2 separate regions of the Homo sapiens genome follow, and region 1 is linked to region 2. A link is an interaction called in ENCODE POLR2A ChIA-PET data of the cell type or tissue named here. Cell type or tissue: IMR-90. All regions are shown on one strand. Links, peaks and the distances in the headings refer to the core of each region. The heading gives the core; the rest is flanking DNA.

Region 1 (9,514 bases), core at 1,030-9,029, 92 kb after region 2:
AGTGAAACCCCATCTCTACTAAAATACAAAATTAGCCGAGCATGGTGGTGCATGCCTGTAATCCCAGCCACTGCGGAGGCTGAGGCAGGAGAATCACTTGAACCCGGGAGGTGGAGGTTGCAGTGAGATGGTGCCATTGCACTCCAGCCTGGGCAACAAAAGCAAAACTCCATCTCAAAAATAATAATAATGATAATAATAATAATAATAATAATAATAATAATAATAATAATAAATATCCAAATGGGCTTTGAAGAACAAATTTGATTTTATTATTTAGCTAGAACTGAAACATGAGGAAAGGGAAGGTAGGCAGACAGAATTATCTGCAGGGTATGCATAGCAGGTCACTATCAAGCCGATCAAACACATTCGGATTGCAAGTTTATTTTATTATAATTAAAAATTATAATTAAATGAGAATCTGTAGCACACTGTAAAGTACCCAGTGTTTTTGTTCTCTAAAATCTACCCACCTCTGTCCAAAGGCAGCACAAATACAAGATTACTTGCCAGGAATCTATTACAAAGGATAACATGGCCATCAAAAACATTACTGGCAGAGAGAAGCCCCCAACCCTCTAGGAATAAACCACGTCTACTCTCATGTACAAGCTGAACGAAAAATACTCAGCAGAGATGTGGATCCCGTTCATTCTATTTGCGGTGTGAGCCTATGCACATTCAAGGAATGGATGTGGACGTCTTCCTTTCTCTCTCCCATCACCATCTTACCATAATACATGAATGTTGGAATTATGCGTCTCTGAGCTGGGCCAGCTGACTGACACACTCAAGTGGCCAGGGCACCTGTTGAAGTCCCGGACCAATGTCCTAAAACCTATAATAAGAATGCCCTGTTCTCCTCCCCCGCCCTAGCACTGCCACTCTCTGACCACCTGTCCCCTGAGCTTGATACCTCAGCCACCCACAAGTGGAAGGGAGAGATGCTCTCCAAACACCCCTGCACCCCTCCCTGCCCACTGTGACCCTGCCGTAACTTCCCCGGGTGAACCCCCCGCCGCCAGTAAACACCACACCACAGTGGACCCAGGCAATATGGTTTGCTTTCTAACTCTTGCTATTTTCCACATTTTTCTTTAATGAATATCCTTTACTCAGAACCAGAGGAAAAAATAAACTTGACACAATTATCTTTTTTCTTCTGATTCCAAAAGTAACATATGTTTGCGATTGAAAAAATCCCATTAATACAGAAACATAATAGAAACCGAGTCTCCTATAATCCCATCTCCCTGTGGCAACCACTATTAGTAGACTGTAAATTCCTCCAGATTTTTTTCTAGGATCCTCCCAACGAACACACTTCTATATTTAGATTTATCAAGTTGAACAGTCTCTAAAATAGCACCTTTAGTGAGAGACCAACAGAACACTACCATCAATAATGATCATTTATTTTAAAAAGACCACTTTAAACACATACTATCACTGGAACGGGATAAAATACATAACAACAATAATAAATCAGAGACACGCTTTCACGTAAAATGGAAGGCCACAGCAGCAGATGAGTGAGGAACTGAAGCTCTAGAGGTGGGGGTCCGGTGGGGATGAGAACAGAGAAACATCGTTGAATCCAGGCCTGTGCTGCTAAGAACACAAATGTCCACCCACTCTCTACTTCCCTCTGATGCTGCGGAGGGCCACTGTGAGGGAGGCCTGATGAACCTCTGCCCAGCAACAGTCCCTTCCATCATTTGTGGCTCTGATCTCTAAAAGTCTGCCCTGGAGCTCCCCGTCCCCCTGTTCTTTGACAGAAACCCTAAGAAAGGAGGGCTCAGCTCAATTTCTCCCTTAACCACACAGCCCTCTAACTGAACTAGGGATGCTTAACTCTGTTTGATGGTTCCATAGTGTTCTTTCCTACTTTTCCAACAAGTCCTGAACAGGCTTAACTTCTAAAAGCATTACTTTTTTAAAATATGATATAACTTCCTTTTTTTTGACTTTTAAGTTCAGGGGTACATGTGCAGGTTTGTTATATGGGTAAAGTCGTGTGATGGGAGTTTGTTGTACAGATTATTTTGTTGCCCAGGTATTAAGCCTGGTACCCATTCGTTATTTTTCCCAATCCTCTCCCTCCTCCTACCCTCCATCAGGCCCCGTGTCTATTGCTCTCATCTATGTGTCGGTGTCCATGTGTTCTCCTTATTTAGCTCTCTCTTACAAGTGAGAACATGCGATATTTGGTTTTCTGTTTAAATTAATTAAACCATTAATTTTAAGAATTCAAAGAACTTCTTCATACATAATTACATTTTCTCTCAACATTGCTGAGAGGTAGAAAGAAACATGCTGACTTACCAGCCCCATTCTACTGGTGATGGCAACAAGGCTCAAAGAGCTTGTATGGCTGGCCCATGTAACTATAACTATACATCACAAACAGGTATAGTTTTGGACCAACTGAAGAATTTGGGAAGAGGAAGGTAGAAATGTTGGCATTTTCTTCTGACCTTGATATACCTCCTGTCCCACTGTTCTGCTCTCTGCTTTTAGACACCACTTACACTCTATCAACATCTTTCCATGCATATCCATGGGGCCATGTACTCCTCAAAGAAATCCCTCAGCACCTGGTTTACTTCGGTACCTTCTTTAAAAATGCACACTTTACCACTGTGAAGTTCAGCATCTAAGTGATTAATCAAGTCACTGTGGATGAGCTTCACAGTGCCTTGCTTCCTCATCTCCCATGTCCATCGCCCACATTCACATCAGTTGACCGTATTTGTGGCCACACCTCGAAACTCATCCCCTGAAATCTTTCCATCTCTAATCTCAGTGCTGCCTCTCCCATGCATGACCAGAGCCTCCTGTCCTGCCTCCTCTCCTACATGCACCAGAGCCTCTGAACAGCATGCCTCATGGCCTACCAGCCCCTCCAGCTTCACCCTGTCACTTTCCCAACTTAGACTCCTACGACCAAGCCATAACAACTGTCAAAATATGAATAAACCCAATAACCTTCTTGTAAAGAAAATCACAGAATCATGACAATGGGTTCCCTCACAAGTAATATGCATCACAGACCTACATTTAAAACATACAACTATAAACTCTTAGAACAAGACACAGGAGAAAATTTTCAGGACCTAGGGCTAGGCAATGAGTTCTCAGACTCAACACCAAAAGCATGACTCACAAAAGGAAAAACTAATAAATAAGACCTCATCAAAATTAAAACTTTCGCTGTTAAAAGTTTTGCTCTGCTAAAAGTTCTTTTGCTTTGCCCATGAGAAAAGATGAAAAGATAAGCTACAGATAAGGAGAAAATCTTTGCAAACCACATATCCAAAAAAGGGAGTTGTATCTAGAAAAAAGAATTCCAAAAACACAACAGTAACAACATAAACCCTCCAATTAGAAAACGAACAAAAGACATGAACAGACATTTCACTGAAGAGGATATACAGATGGCAAATAAGCACATGAAAAGATGTTCAACATCGTTAGTCTTTAAGGAAATGCAAATTAAAACCACATGAGGTATCAATTACACACCTATCACAATGAAAATAAACAATGGTGATGACACCAAATGCTGGTGAGGATGCAGAGAAACTAGATTGCAGGTGAGAATGTAAAGTGGTACAACTACTCTGGAAAACACTTGGGCAGTTTAAAAGAAAAAAATACTGAATGTACAAATACCATATGAGCCAGCAAATGACACTCGTGGGCATTTATCCCATGTAAGTGAATACTTAGTTTCATACAAAGACCTATACGTGTATGTTCACAGTGGATTTGAAATGCCTGAACACTGGAATCAGCCCAGATGCCCTTGAACAGCAGAATGGTTAAACAAACTGTGGTACATACACACCACAGAATACTACTCAATGATAAAAAGGAACAAACTTGATACACACAACCTGGATGAATCTCCCGGGAATTAAGCTGAGTTGAAAAAAAGCCAATCCCAAAAGGTTCATGTAGTCTGATTCCATTTATATAACATGTTTGAAATGACAAAATTTTATAAACAGAGGACAGATCGGTGGTTGCCAGCAGTTAGGGAGAAGGGCAACCCGGGTCCTGTGGTGTTGGAGCTGTTCTGTATTCTGATTGTGGCGGTGGAGACATGAACCTGCACAAGACTAACACACAACAAGTAGTGTACACAACTTAGTACGCACACACAAACGAGTTCAAGTAAAACTGGGAAAATCTGAGTCGTATCACTGGGTTGTGTGGATGCCAATATCCCGCTTGTTGCAATATTACACTCCAGTTTTGCAAAATGTAACCATATTGGGGGGAAATGGGCAACATGCATAAAGGATCCCTTTGGGTATTATTTCTTACCATTGCATGTGAATCTACAGTATCTCAACAAAAATTTCAAATAAAAAAGAAAGTAATACTCTCTGCTAATACTCACTGCTGAGTAGTTCTTTTAATCATCCCTGTCTGTCAATGATAACATCTATACTGTACATCTGTACTAAGCTTGCTCTACTTTTCAAAAGCCCACAATAACCTTCATTTGAGAGAAGCAATGAGGCCCCCTCTCGGCCCTCCCCCCATCCTCCTCCATTCTGCATCAGAGGAAAAGAGGCTCCTTTCCCTTTAAAGTCTCTTCTGGGTTTTGCTCCATCAAATACATCCTCAACTCATAAATTCTTTTCCCCAACTAACCAAATGGCCAAGTGTCTCCCCTGTCCTAGAAAAAGTCTTCTCTTAATTTGTTCTGCCCTTCAGGATACCGTGTCTCCTTCCATGCATGGTCAAACTCTCTGAAGACCTGGTCATGGTAATGTTCCCTCTAGGTAGAAAGTGAACATAAACTGAAGAATGAAACTAGCGTCATTCATTTCCTGCACCAAAACCTCATAAAGACTGCTTCAAATGTTAGCCTCATTCTCTGCTCACTTGTTTATCACTCTAAAAATGTGGTCCTGTCTTCTTGGACCCAGACTGCAGCTAGCCCAGCAGCTCTCAAACCTGGCTGATCACCCAAATGACTCAGGGAGCATTTAGAAATACAGTTTCCCAGGCCATACTCCCAGATATTCTTAGTCAGTAGTTGTTTTGTCTTTTAAGCTCTTTGAGTGTTTCTGTTGATAGTGAGCCTTGGGAACCACTAATCTGTCTTCCCTTTTCTGAAAAAGGCAATCACTTTACTCTCCCAGTGCTACAGACATTCCATTTAATATCCATGCCAGTTTTGCCCTTGATAAATTGTGAGCCTGGGCATCACAGGCCATTATCAGATCACTTCTCTGATGATGAGGCTCCAAACTACCCCTGCAACTTCAATCTGACTGAGCTCTAGGCAGGAATTTCCAACTCCTTACAGGTCATCTCCATCTGGATGGTCATCCAGTACATCAAGCATATGACAAAACTTAACTCCTCATTCCTCTCTTCTCTACAAACCTGCTTCTCCTGCCTCCACTCCCCATCTCGCTTAACAGTACCACCATCCTCCCAATGAGCCAGAAGTGGAACCTGAAATCAAACTCCTTCTTTTTCACAAATCTCATCCCATCAGCCAATTCTGTTGGTTTTATCTCTGAAACTCCCTCCTCCTACCAGCACCGCCTGCATCCTAGTGCAGGCCTCAGGCTCTCCTACCGGACTACTGTAACAGCCATCTAACTTGTCTTCACGCCTTCAGATCTAGTTTTGTCAAACACAGGCTGAGACATGTCATCTCTCCTGAAAAAAATGTAATGGCTTCCGTCTGCCCCCAGGATGAGTGCCAGGCACCTTGGCATGGCACTCGGACCCGCAACGACACAATGCTGGCTCCTGTACCCCTCCCCCAGGAGATATTTTCATTTCTAAGCACATCAGGGCTGTGCCCTTCCAGGCCTCCATGCCTTTATCACATGTTCCTTCAGCCAGAATGCCCTTCCCTTCTCCTTTTCCCCAATGGGGCAAGTCTGAACCTGTGCTCCAGAACTTGCCTGAAGTTACATGCAACAGTCCTAAAACTACATACAAATATGTGATTTTTCTGGGGGAAAGGGTCCATAGCTTTCCACAGATTCTCCAAGGGGTGGAAATCCAAAATAATCTATAATCCAAAATAAGTTTAAAAACCGCTACATGATCTTTTTCCCAAAGTTCAAAGTTAGCTAAGTCTGTCTGTCTCATGCTCTCTTTCATTCTCAAACATATACAAGTCAATTCCCCAATCATAAATGATCACACTTTGTGCTGCTCCACTACTAAACCAGGTATATCTCTAGTACAGAATATACTTCCTTCCATATCAATATTGGAGTCATTTGTATTGACTGGCTTGGTTGTAAATGTCAGCTCCACAGCTTATTTACTATGTGACCTCAAGCAAATAACTTGACCTTGCTGGACCTCACTTTCCTCAGCAGCAAAATGGGCATAATTACAGTACCTATATTATTGGGTTGTTTTTGAGGAATAATCAAGATCGCACATCCTATAGCAATGGGAAAGTGCCTGGTATGTTAACTGCTCACACAGGTCAGCTTTTTAAGTTATTTTATGTCTGTTGTCCCCATCACATTCAAAGCACAGTGCAGGCCCTCAATAAATGATTTATGAATCCACATCTTCCTGAATCCCAGGGCTCATCCACTGCCACAGAAAAGCTGTTGGAAAGCATAACTTGGTAATACTTTCATGTTCTTTTCCTTCTACCTCCCTTATGACCAATTCTTGAGCCATCTTTAATTAGCTACTTTGTACCCGGATTGCACATGAGCTCACACCTTGTGCATACACTTTTGCATACCCCCCACACATTAAGCTTCCCAATCAAAATGCTGATGACGCTGGCCCTGCTATTCTCACAGGAACCAAACTATTTCAAAAATTCCCCATTACTCATCTGTTCTGAGCATTCCAGAATTAACCCTTGCTCTGCTATTGTCCATATTTTGTGCAGAAATCTTTTCTATCTCTTCAACTAACATTTGCCAACATAAAAAATAGGGCTTCTTCTTTCTCAATCTAAGATCATTAAATAAACATCTTCCTCTTTTTTTCCTTCTTTTTTTCTAGCCACTTCCTCCCACAGGAGAGGCCCTCAGGGCTTACAGGCTTAATCACCTACGTTCTCTGTTTGAACCATAATTCATCTCCCATAAGCATTTATTCAGCAAACATTACTGACACCTTCTATATTCCAGGCCTTGAAATACATCCTGTGATCGGTGGGGTCCCGGCTTTGGGAGCTTCTAGCCTGTTCTACCACATAGCTGTTTGTTTCACGCTTCTAACCAATTAACTTGAAATAACACCCTGAATCAGAGGTCCGAAAGAGGAAATCAAAGATGCCACATGATGTTCATATGGAGCTCCGAGAAGAACACTTTGCCAAGGCCTGGAGACCCTCCAGGGCTGGGAGTCTATGGCCATTTCCACACCAGGGCTCTGGGGCCTCCACTGACAAAGCCTACCTCCCTGATCCTCAAAGAGCTGTTATGAGAACATACTATCTTATAAAAGGATGATTCTGCAATTTTTTGACCAGTCCTCTGCATCCAGAGGAGTGTAGCGACCACAGGTTTCAGTCTCTTTGCTGTACTGACTAATCAATACATACTCCCACTTACTTGTGTGCACTCTCATTCTGATACCCCCTTGTCAGTTCTGCCACTACCTCATTTAAAAAGCCCTCTTTCCTCTTCTGACTTCTGCTCCTATGAAGTAAAGAAAGATGCAATCCTAAGTCCTATGCTGTCCTGGTGGGCAGGGCACAGGTCAGCAGCGGGGGAGGACTGACTAGAGACACCCTCCCCCTCATCTTCGCTGGTCCTCACAATTCAGGTCTCTGGGGCTGACCAGTAGTCCTGGTATCCCAGTAAGAAAGGGTCCTTCCTTGGAGCTGACCTAAGCAAGGATCCTGAAGACATCTGCTTGCAAAAGGAGAAAGTCAATAGTGGCCAGGAAGATGTCTGGAAGCAACAGCTCTGCCCAGACTGCTTATAGGATCCTAGGGCACTAGAATCTTCCAGACATCCTCCTGGCCACTACCGAGGCCAGGCTTGTGATCTGGGATCCTCTCCGCTATGTTATTTGAGATGATTTCTTCCTGCCAGCAACAGGCCAGGTGCCCTCGACCTTGGTAGCCAAGAATAGGCTTCAAAAGGCTAAGTGGAAGGTGACCATCTTCAAAGGGCTCTCAAACTTCTCAGAAAGCTTTGGCACACAGTCCTGACCTCAGGTCAGTTTCCTGCAAATGAACTTGAGATAGCTCCATGAGGGCAGGGACCATGTCTGTCTGGTTCACTACAGTATCCCTGACAACCCCTAGCACAGGGCTGGAATACAGCTGCGCTGGGGCTCAATACTGATTCACTGGATTTATGTATAACGGTCTCTACCAAGGAAGGAACAAAAGCTCAGTAGAAAAGTCCAAGATGTAGAGTCAGACAGCCCTGAATTTGAAACCTGCTAGCTATACCATTTATATTGGCCATGTGCAAGCCATTTTACCCCTCTCAGACTCAGCTTCCTGTCTATACAGTGAGGATGATAATACCAGCTTCAAAGCATTGTTAAGAGCATTAGACAGAATTGTATGTGGAGCCTTTAGCATAGTGCTTGGCAGAGAGCACTTCTTTGTTTTCAGTTCATAAGCACTTACATACCTCTCACTATATGCTAGATACAGTTCAAACATTGCAGGGGGTGGTGGTGTTCCAGATAACAATTAGTTCATTTAATTCTTCTAATAATCCTACACAGTAAGATCTATCTAATCCTCCTTTTCAGTTGAGGAAATTGAGACAGAGAAGTAAGGTAACTCGATAAAAATCTGATATCTAGAAGTGCAGGGCCAGGATTCATATTATTTATAGAGTCCAGACTGTTAAGTGTTATATACTTCTCTGCCTCTACAGCAAGCAACCAGTGAAGGTTAGTTCCTGTCCCTGCCCTATTTGATTATGGGGTCTATCTGACTGGGATTTTCAGTTGCAAAAGTAACAAATTCAGGTGTTCCCGTGGTTTGCTATCTATTTTGTTTTGTTTTAAACTACAGCCTGCTCCTCTGAAATCCAATTCTGGATAAGTTTGTTGATCAAGAACTTCCCTCTCATCTTGTCCTCCTGCTATCTATCTCCTCTCCCATGATCTACCAGGAAAAGAGTCACACGTAGCTGTGTAAAAACAAAAAATGAAAAAGACAAGCACAGAGAAAGAGAGAGCCCCAGGGACTGAGCACACATGCCCTTAGGAACCAGGTCAAAGGACATCTCGTACCCCTTCTAGTAATCCATAAAAACGACTGCCTACACATAAGGGTGCCCACAGCAGAAGCCACCTATCCACACACAGCCCAAACACATAAAGTCTCAGCTCCCCAAAGACCAAGTTAGCAGAAAGCGAATGAAGCCACCTCCTCCGGTGGCCAAAAACCTCATCATAGAGTTGTCCTTTTTTCTCCTTTATAAGACTGCATTTGCCCTACTGCCAACCACGAACAAAATTTCATTACCAAAATAAATCACTTGACCTTGTTTCTCCAATGGCTCAGGATTAGTGACATCAC
Region 2 (9,514 bases), core at 770-8,769:
GGTCTTTCCAGAGGGTAAATTTGAATGAACCCCATGTATGCCCCTAGGCCCACAGATGAATCCCTTCTCCTCAGTGGGATAATCGAGGGCCCTTCCCTTAGGCTCCTCCAGTCTTACCTCCCACCGCATGTCCCCAATTACATGATGCTCTTCATGGTCCCCCAGATAGTCCCAACTTTATGGAAATTCTCTGCCTTCAACTATGTTTAGTTCTAATGACACTTCTCCATGAAGCTTTAATTCCCTCACTCCCAGAATGAATCATTCTTTTCACTTGGGCAGCCTCTGCACTATCCTGTTTAATTTCTACTGCAGAGCCCCCTAGCTGTGGATATCTACTGGAAAAATAACAGAAAAGTTCAATGTTCCTCAAGAACAGAAACTCTGGATTCAATTCTATGTGCCCAACGTCTACAAAAGGACCTAGAACACACTTAGGTTCTCAATGAAAACCACTGGACTGAATTCAGTAATCATTCCTATGCTTTTCAAGTTCAAATCTACGTAGAAATCTTAGACTTTCACTAGAACAATTTTTTTCTTTACTAAAATTTAAGTCTACACAATTTGGGGGTGATCTAGTCCACAAACAAGCACATTGAGAACAACTGCCAATTAGTAGAAGCATAAAGCTGACCTTTAGAATTTATTCTAACGGATTTTCAGGAGAGTAACTTTTGTAGCTAGGATGACTCATCTATCAATGTGACATCAAATGACCACTCTCTCCTGGAGTCTGTTTTCTTCCTAGGAACATGGCAGAACTTCAAAACTACAGAATTTAAAAACATGGGCTTTAAATGGGACACAGGAGCTCTCTGTAAAGGCTGGAAGGGACAGCATAAGAGGTAGACACCTCCTTTTCCTTCTGCCTAAAACAGGGGGCTTTTCAAACCTGATTCAATGGAATAGCCTAAGAGGCCATTACTAAGGATTTGAGGGAGTAAGCTTCAATTCAAAACATGAGTTTTGCTACTTTAAAAAGGCTGGAAAACACCAGCCCAAAGAACTCTGCCACACCCTTCCCTGGAAAGTAAAGAGAAGCTTATAAGCAAGAAGACTCACCAGGAAGACACATCTGGCAGTGGCCTCCATTGCGGGTAAGCCACTTTTCCAACTCCACAGAGGGACAGACAAATGCAAGTCTGGTTTCGGTCTTCACATGAGGACCATAGACCTTTGTCTACCCCTTCGACGTCTGAGTTTGTGGAGAAGTGGTAACCAACCTGGCTAGGGCAGTGTCTGCAAGGATAGTTACTGGGATGGTCAGCCACCAGCCACCTGCTCCAGGAGGCCTTCCTACATCTTCCCAGGCAAAGCACAGTGTCTCTTTTAAGCTTGGATACTTCCTGCCACTCCCCTCTGCTCCCCACCCACCCAGAAGCTATCCTTGTTGTCTTTTGGGATGACCTCAATTATCTGTAGCGAGTTTATCTCACTAGCTAGTGTGGGAGGCCAAGAAGACCATGGCTATCAGCCTGACCCCATGATGACCTCGGTAAAGATGCTTGTCCCTGCCTCCTCACAAATGTGCTATTAGATTCCAGAGCTGAACAAGGGGGTATGGATGGAGCTGGGACATCAACAGAGTTGAGCCCATATCCTGGTAATGGCTGGTTAGGAAGGTTAAGTATACTGCCTTTGAGATAAAATGCTCATGGAGGGAGTGAAAGAAAGCAGCACCAACTCCTGCAAGCAGGTGACAGACAGCCTCACTCTCTGCGACTGTCCTAATGCCCTCAGAGTGGTGCCAAGCAGCTCTGTCTCCAGGACCATGTCATTCCCCCAGTTACTGATGACCCTCACAGCACCAACCCAAATTAAGTCCACGTTTTGACCAAGGGCTCAAAGTTAAAATGTGGATGCCAAGTGAAGGGCTGGTAGCAAAGGCTGAATGCCCAGCCCCAAAGACTGTGAGGGGTGACAGTTTAGGTACAGTGTGCTGGTGTGAAGCCCTCTGCTTGAAAACATTCTCCCACCTTCACTAGATAAAATTTTATCTAAAACAATGATTCGTTTAGGGTGCAAAAAGATCTGAGTTCAAATCCTGGCTTCACCACTTACTAGGAAGGCTTTGTGACTAGTCAATTATACTCTCTCAGCCCCAGTTTCCTCAGTATCATGCCCCAAAAGCAGAATACTGTAAGTCACTTCATAGTGAGCTTAAATGAGGGAGCACGCATTAGGCTGCCTTTCCTCTTTCAATTGCCAAACTTAACAGTATACTCTCCACGAAGCTCATCCCCGGGATGCACCCCACATTTCATTTTGGCTGCTCCCGCTATTACCCAAAGTGCTCCTCTAGTTTACATTCCCATTTACATGGCCAGCTCCCTGAACAGGATATTGGCTGTTAACTGCCCATCACAGTGAGCAAGCACCATGCCTGGAACACTCAGTTGGTATTAGCAGATGGAAAAACAAAGGACTCCATTTTTCCAAGAACAATATGGTAGGAAAGAACGGAAGAAACTACAAGAAGACGGAGGTGGTTCTTGGAGCTTAAATGCTGAGCCAGTTGCTATCCTACTGCTTCTGTTTCTGTCTCTTCCTTGTGCCTGCCCCAAAAGAGAGTGGCCCAGGGCTGAAAGTCAGGGGAATGTTTCTTTTTTATTATTGTTAATTTTTTTTTAGAAACAAACATAAATACCGCTGTGTATTTTTACATATGTACATGTATAAAGCAACAGAAAAATTGTTTCTATGGAAGAAAACTCTAAAATTCACCAAGTGAGAAAAAGAGTGCTTCCTATATCACATGGGAATCCCTTCTGAACAGAAGAGCTTTATTCCTCACTTATAGGGCTTTCAGTCTAAGGCTGTGTGCCCTGGTGAGTCCACAGGAACCACACAGACAGTGCAGAAATAGAGCAATTCATATCATCACAGATGGAAACAACATTGTTATCTGTAAACTTCTTTGTACATCATTAATTCATTAGCTCAGAGAAACTAGAAACAGAGTCAGAACTTGAGCAAAAACTGGGGTAGTTACATCCATATAGAGAGTATTGCACCTTTGGTTAAAAAGCAGGATCTACAAAGTTATCTTAGTCTTCCAACTGCTCAGCCAGTGCAGCTAAAAGCCAGCCACCATCAGCCACACGTGCGAGCGAGCCAGCATGCTGCCCACTGCAGAGGGCACACCAAATGCTCCTTCCTAATCACTTGTCCTATTCCACAGCCAGCCTTGTTTGCATAAAAAAAAGTCGAAGGACTTTGGGAAGAGTCCCAGTGCTCACCACTCAAGTGTTGTGAGACTACACTGTTTTTTAGTTCAGAACAAAACCACAAATTTAATTACTGTATAGAAAAATATCAGAACAGAACCGAAAAAGGCACATGGGAAAGCCATCAATATGTGCCAAAATCAATTTTTATTATAAACGAAAGCTCCTCCTTGCAAACTATAATCTCTTTGCATTTCTAAAATAGGGCATTACAGAAAAATAAAAGTCAGGTATGTTTTATTATAAATTTTATAAAGGGAAAAAGCAGAAAGAAGTTGTATATGAAAAATTATCAATGCCCCCATTTTTCCTATAAAATATATTTTGAGACTGAAAAATGAGGTACAAGTAAAAAAAAATTTAAGCAAACTCAAGTACAAATGAAACTGCAAATGGGTTTGATCAAGAGTTTTCCCATCTCTAAGATCTATCTTTTTTTTTTAAAGGCCACTGCTCAGATTTCTCTTTTAATAAGAGCGCCATTCACTTAAAAAACAGTAGTAAGCAATGTGGAAGAAATCTGGCTGAAAATACTCTGAGGGAAGAGACATGCATGAAAAAGACGTATTTTTTATAAGTCTTCTTAAAAATACATCAAAAGCATGAGTTAAAATAATTTCTAAATTTTTTAAAAAGGTAATTTCATGACCACTTTGGAAATGATTCTTTCTAAATAATTTCTACTCAATTTTGCATCTCTGGACTTTTCTTTTTTTAAGCTTTCCTAGCCCATGGCTGCTTGGTGGACATCTGAAGGTTAAAAAAAAAAAATCATGTTTCTGTGCTGAAAAGTTATCAAGACCAGCTCTCTGCTGCATTTGCATTGTTATTAGGAACACACACATACACACGCACACACACACGCAAACACACACACGCGCTCACACACATTGAGTTTAATGTGAGGCTAGTACAGAAACAGAGAGATTAAACACAAAGAAATGTAAACAGCTCTCACATGCAAGGAAACTAGGTTACGAGAATCCCAGCACCAGGCATTCACCAGTCACCATGGAAAACAGGAAGTGAGATGCATAGCAACCACAAGCCAAAAAGCAGAAAAGCGCATACCTTTAGCTTGGAATGAAAATCACGAGATTTCCTTCTGGCAAGAACCTGAATGTGACTAGACACCTGCAGGGTAGGGGAAGGGAGGAAAACAAAGGAAAAGCCTGTAACCATGGAGATGAAAAGCCCCCTACAAGTGGGCAAGCCAGACGTACCTTAATGGCGGCTTGAATTTCTCGAACTTTCTTTCTTGCTAAGACCTGTATATGACTAGACACCTACATTGTTCGGGTTTATGAGGGGAAACAAAACAAAACAAAACAAAACAAAACAAAACAAAACAAAAAAGGAAATCAAATATAAAATCGCTACTCTTTGGGAGGGTTTTGGGGTGGGGTTGGGGGGTGGTTATTTGCATCTCAACAAAGCTCTGCAGTTAGGAATACACAGTCCCAGCCAGACACAAGCCCCCAGCGCTGCTCTAAGCTTTTCATACTGGGTCATCACTGCAGTGACTTGATTCAGGATGAAAGTTAAGACTCATCTTAGTCTTCCCACCCAAGAGAAATCATGGGCACTGGGAAAAACTAATTTTGGGAGGGATGAGAGGGGCTGTTTTCATTCTAAAATTAAAAAGGTGGGAGTAAAGGTAAATGAAAATATTTATAGCTTCTCAGTATCAGGAGGGAAAATCCCTTTTTCTCAATTTAGAAGAGACTATCCATAAATTAGCACATTCTGCAGAATCAAAAAGCTGAAGCTGTTGGTTGTATTCTGATCTCATTAAGAGCTCTGGATTCTGTAGCAAACGTTAAAATAATACTGACATGTAAATTAGATCTCAAAGAGAAATGGAAAGACCCAGTTAGCAGAGCTATTTTTTTTTTTTTTTGCCCTTATAAAAATCTTTAATCCTTCCACTCTTTTGGGTATTGACTGGGCGCCAAGTGGATTTGCATATTATTACAAAGCGAAATGTGTGAATACAGCCAGCCAGCCATCCTGTTAAAAATCTGGGTTGAAAACCACATGGATTTGCTGAACAACAAATTCACATTGGAGAGGTATCACCAACTGCTGCCTAAAAACATCCCCAGGATGCCGGGGCGTGGAAATGTAGCCGAGCCCAGCTTCTGAAACACAATGATTCCACTGAAATCTGCATCTCTTTCAGTGGGACTTGGTTAAATTTAGAAGAGTCCCTCAGTGAAGGGGTCACCGGGCAAATGACCAGAGCTCACAGACCAGCAGACAGCCCAGGTCCCGCACTGTCAGAATGTAGATGATTAGATCCACTGGTTTCCGAAATGTAGAACTTTCCATTTAAAAGTTCAGCGACTCAGACTGTGTGGTGATTACCCCATTTCCAACTCTCCAGCGGCTCTAAAACAGGATTTATAATAAACGGTCCTTTTATCTTTAACTTTGTCTTTGAGCTTCAATTATTCAATTATTTTTTTTTCCAATTTGCTTTGGTACTTTTCTTAAGTACAGAGAAGCAGAAACTCCCCCATCCTCTTCAGCCCTCCATCTGGCTCCTGCTGTTACTTGTTTTCACCCGAATTTTGTTCTTCTGTGATTCTCTGACTTGACGAGGGCCACTAGCATCCCCCAAACAGACAATGCGCTGCCTCTGCGTGCTGGCAGGAGGCCACCTCTCTTTGTGCTGACTCAGCAGCCAGGCTCCCAGGCTGTGGCACAAGTAGCATTCCTGGGAAAAGCCTCTCCCCGTTATAAACACTCATGAAAACAATTCCTCACTGGGAAGAGAACTGAAATCTGCTGCTCAATCTTAATGAGACCACGGTTTAGTTAGCCTTTTGGTCTGATTACAGTTTTTAAGGTTCATGCTGTATCATTCAGCATAAATCGACATTAAAAAATAATTCTTTTCTGTGAACAACTCACCCATGAGGTTTTTAGGGTTTTTTTTTTCCTCCTTTCTTTTTTTTGTTTTTAGTTAAACACTAATTTCTCATTCGTTCCAGTTCTAAACTGGCTCATGTCAGAGATTTGGGCTGTTTTACATCTGAAAGAACGAGGAAAGGCAGAGCTCTGCCAAAGGGCAGAGAATTCCTGATACTGCTCTGCACAGAGGTATTGAAGTTGTAACTTCATTTCAGTCACAGCAGCTACTGACAAAAAGCCATCGCTTAAAAAGCAACAGTTCCCTGGACGCACATCATTTAGCATTACATTCAGGCCAATACTCAAGGCTGCTGGCGTTACTTTTTCATTGAAATTATGACTAATATATAATCGCTCCAGGATTTTACAATGCACAAAACCTCAAAATTTCATGACCTGCAAGTGCATTTGCACTTGCAGTTTTTGCAGTGTTCACAGGTGCACATTTTGGGAAAGAAATGTCAGCTTTGAAATACAGTACAGGAGCGGTTCATACACCGTCCTTAGCAGTGACATTTTCCCATGTGAGTATAAAAGGAACTTGTAAGACCACATAATAAAGGGTCACTGAAATGATGAACAGTGAAAACTGAGCCAATTTAAAATACCTCCAACACTGACGTCCTTACAGGGAACTCAAATTGGGGGCTCCTAGGAGCCAAAGCATAGCCAGCCACTGCAGCCAAAATGCCTTTTTGGGCCATTCGCTGACATGCACAATTTCCAGGTGGGTTATTTTACCTGTTTTCTGGTCCTCGTCTTGCCTGTCCTGAGTTTGATGTATCTGGCTATCAATTCATTCCTACCTGAAAGAAAGAAGAATTTACCATGAGGTGGGTTACCAAAACACCAAACCAACAAAGCCCTTGAAAGCAAAAAACAAAATTCAGAATCAAGAATTTTAAAATTACAACTATGTGTTTACTAATACTAGAAAAATAAAACAGCACAATTGTCTGCAAAAATGTTTACTAGGAAAAATTAAGATGAAAGGCATTTAAATTTGAACTTAGACCAGCATCTAAGAATAGAAATTTATCCTTTTTTTTAAAAAAAAAAAAAAAAAAAAAAGACAGAGTTTCACTCTTGTTGCCCAGGCTGGAGTGCAATGGCACGATCTTGGCTCATGGCAACCTCTGCCTCCCAGGTTCAAGTGATTCTCCTGCCTCAGCATCCCAAGTAGCTGGGATTACAGGCGTGCGCCATCACGCCCAGCTAATTTTGTATTTTTAGTAGAGACAGGGTTTCTCCATGTTGGTCAGGCTGGTCTCGAACCCCCGACCTCAGGTGATCCACCCGCCTTGGCCTCCTTAAGTGCTGGGATTACAGGCATGAGCCACCGCACCCAGCTGAAATTTATCTTTTTAAGATGTGCCTTTTTGTCTGTTTGTATGCTGTGGGTGGTGGGTCACTCATATAAGCAACAAATACAGACAAGGATTAGTCTGGGACTAAACAAACCCAGTTCTCTTCTAGTCTTTGGTTTTTCATATTCACATTCATATTCACTTTCCTTCTTATTCAAGTTTCTACTCATAGTTTACTCCAGCTAAAATCACAGCCACAAGAGAACGAACGAGCTGCTGTGGCCACGGAAGCCGGACAATGACAAGAAGCTAACAGTACGAAGGCAGACACCCCCTAAAGGTAGTCAGTGAAAAAAATGACTCAATCTCCTCCAAGTTATATAACCTTCTGGGGAAAGAACAATGCCCAAAAGTATAAACAAAAACCTTCTAGCCCTATCCCACCAGGAAACTGAGAAGTCTCAGACAACCTGACTTCAGAAAACCATGATAGGAAAAAATATCCCCAGAAGCTAAGCAGAGAATGTATTACCAAAATACCACGTGAAATAAAAACCACTCATACAAGACATGGGTTCTTCTAAGCAGGTCCTATTTACGACTTCAACTTGCTCTAATACCAGGAACTGAAATTATTTCTACATACTTTCTACAGTAAATGGAAAACCACCATTTCATAGCACTACTGTTGGCTGGCTTTGTATCAGCTCAGCTCTATCCTTGTGAAAAATTCCTTTGGTCAAGAACAAGTCTGAAGCTTGCTGCTGTGGCATTCACTCATGTGCTTCACCAGCCTGAGACCATTGTGCTAGATTCTATTTCTCCTTCAAGGCCTCACTTGGATGTCACTCCCTTGGGGAAGTCTTCTCTAATTGCCCAACTAGGTTTGGTTGCCTTGTTCTACACCCCCATGGTGGCAAAAACTGTACTTCTTCCTAGGATGTACCCAAACTGTAACTGTATTTATAACTTTATAGTTAGTTGTAAAATTTGTGTTTGTTGTCTTACTTCCTCCCAGATATACTGCATACTTGAAGAGGGGAAGAACTCTGTCTTCTTCCTCAATGTCCCCCTAGCACCTAGCACACTGCTGGGCACAGAGAAAAGAATGAATGAGGAAATAACACAGCCTCTGCTGAAAGGAAGTGACCATATCCCCCAGATCTTCCCTAGCAGAGTAAAGAACTGGAAACACTGATGAAGACGAACATCAAAATGTCCTTAGGGAAATCTTGTCTGAGAATTGCGAAGACTCTCTCATCACTGCCTAGAATGTCCTAGAGTCATGGCTCTGTCCACCACCTGCCAGTGCTGGGACTGTGCAGGACATGGTCATCACTGGAAGGCAAAGGAATCATGAAATCTGGGGGCTAGAAAGTACCCCTAGGTCATCCATTCGCATTCCTGAAAGTCCTCATAAGCCTTAGTCAGCACTTCTAAAATTGAGGAAGTAGCCCATTCTATCTTAGAACATATTTAAGAATAAGAAGACCCTCCTTTTGGGGGTCTGCTTTAACTTTCATCCCCAGATCCTTCCTGTTCCTCTTAACAAGAAGTCCAGTCCCTTATTTATTTAACTGCCTTTCAGATATTAACAGCAGCTCTGGGGTCCTCTTGGAGTTGTACACAAGCTAAACCTCCTGTGTTACTTTGTTATCTGACAAGCTTTGGAACACTCCCACACACCATCCTGTGACCATCCTTTGTCTGTCTTCCTTTCAAAGCTTGGAGTCCAGAACTGTGGCAGTGCTCCTGCTATAGCATCAGAGTCAGTTTATTACCTCTCTCATCCTAAATACTCTACCTCTGTTAATGCAGCCAAACACTGCATTAAATTTTTAAGGAGCACAATAAATTATCAATATATGCCAACTTAAACTCCTAGGTCTTTTTCATACGGGCTCGTCTTCTGATATGTCCCTACCCCTGTTTCCAGTCTTTTTAATGCATAGCTGAGATTTTCAGACCTCAAAACAGAACCTTACATTTTTTCTACTCCATTTCATCCCCTTAGATTCAGTCTATCATTCCTGCCTGCAAGATCTTCTCAGATCCTGTGAA

Evidence for each region. ChIA-PET counts read pairs that join two places held together with the same protein. Peaks named below come from ENCODE experiments on the same cell type or tissue, not always from the same donor. Only the 100,000 strongest peaks of a DNase experiment are listed, where the experiment ranks them.
Region 1: POLR2A ChIA-PET joins it to region 2 with 5 read pairs; 2 of 35 experiments call an interaction of 5 or more read pairs at or near these places.

The regions. Positions count from the first base shown.
Region 1 is chr11:12,767,479-12,776,992 of GRCh38, reverse strand. The region is part of intron 3 of TEAD1 (TEA domain transcription factor 1); the gene reads right to left. Among named protein-coding and RNA genes, the nearest start is that of TEAD1, 98 kb to the right of the region's middle. RefSeq lists a silencer at 4,897-5,191 and an enhancer at 9,454-9,514. In IMR-90, for the core only: no CTCF peak of the experiment used is centred there; DNase peaks (open chromatin) are centred at 4,992 and 6,802; H3K27ac peaks cover 2,296 bases.
Region 2 is chr11:12,859,688-12,869,201 of GRCh38, reverse strand. It overlaps TEAD1 (TEA domain transcription factor 1), which reads right to left. Exons shown (of 13, transcript NM_021961.6): 4 at 6,888-6,952; 5 at 4,302-4,364. Among named protein-coding and RNA genes, the nearest start is that of TEAD1-AS1, 58 kb to the left of the region's middle. RefSeq lists a silencer at 4,066-4,360. In IMR-90, for the core only: no CTCF peak of the experiment used is centred there; DNase peaks (open chromatin) are centred at 4,181 and 5,931; H3K27ac peaks cover 494 bases.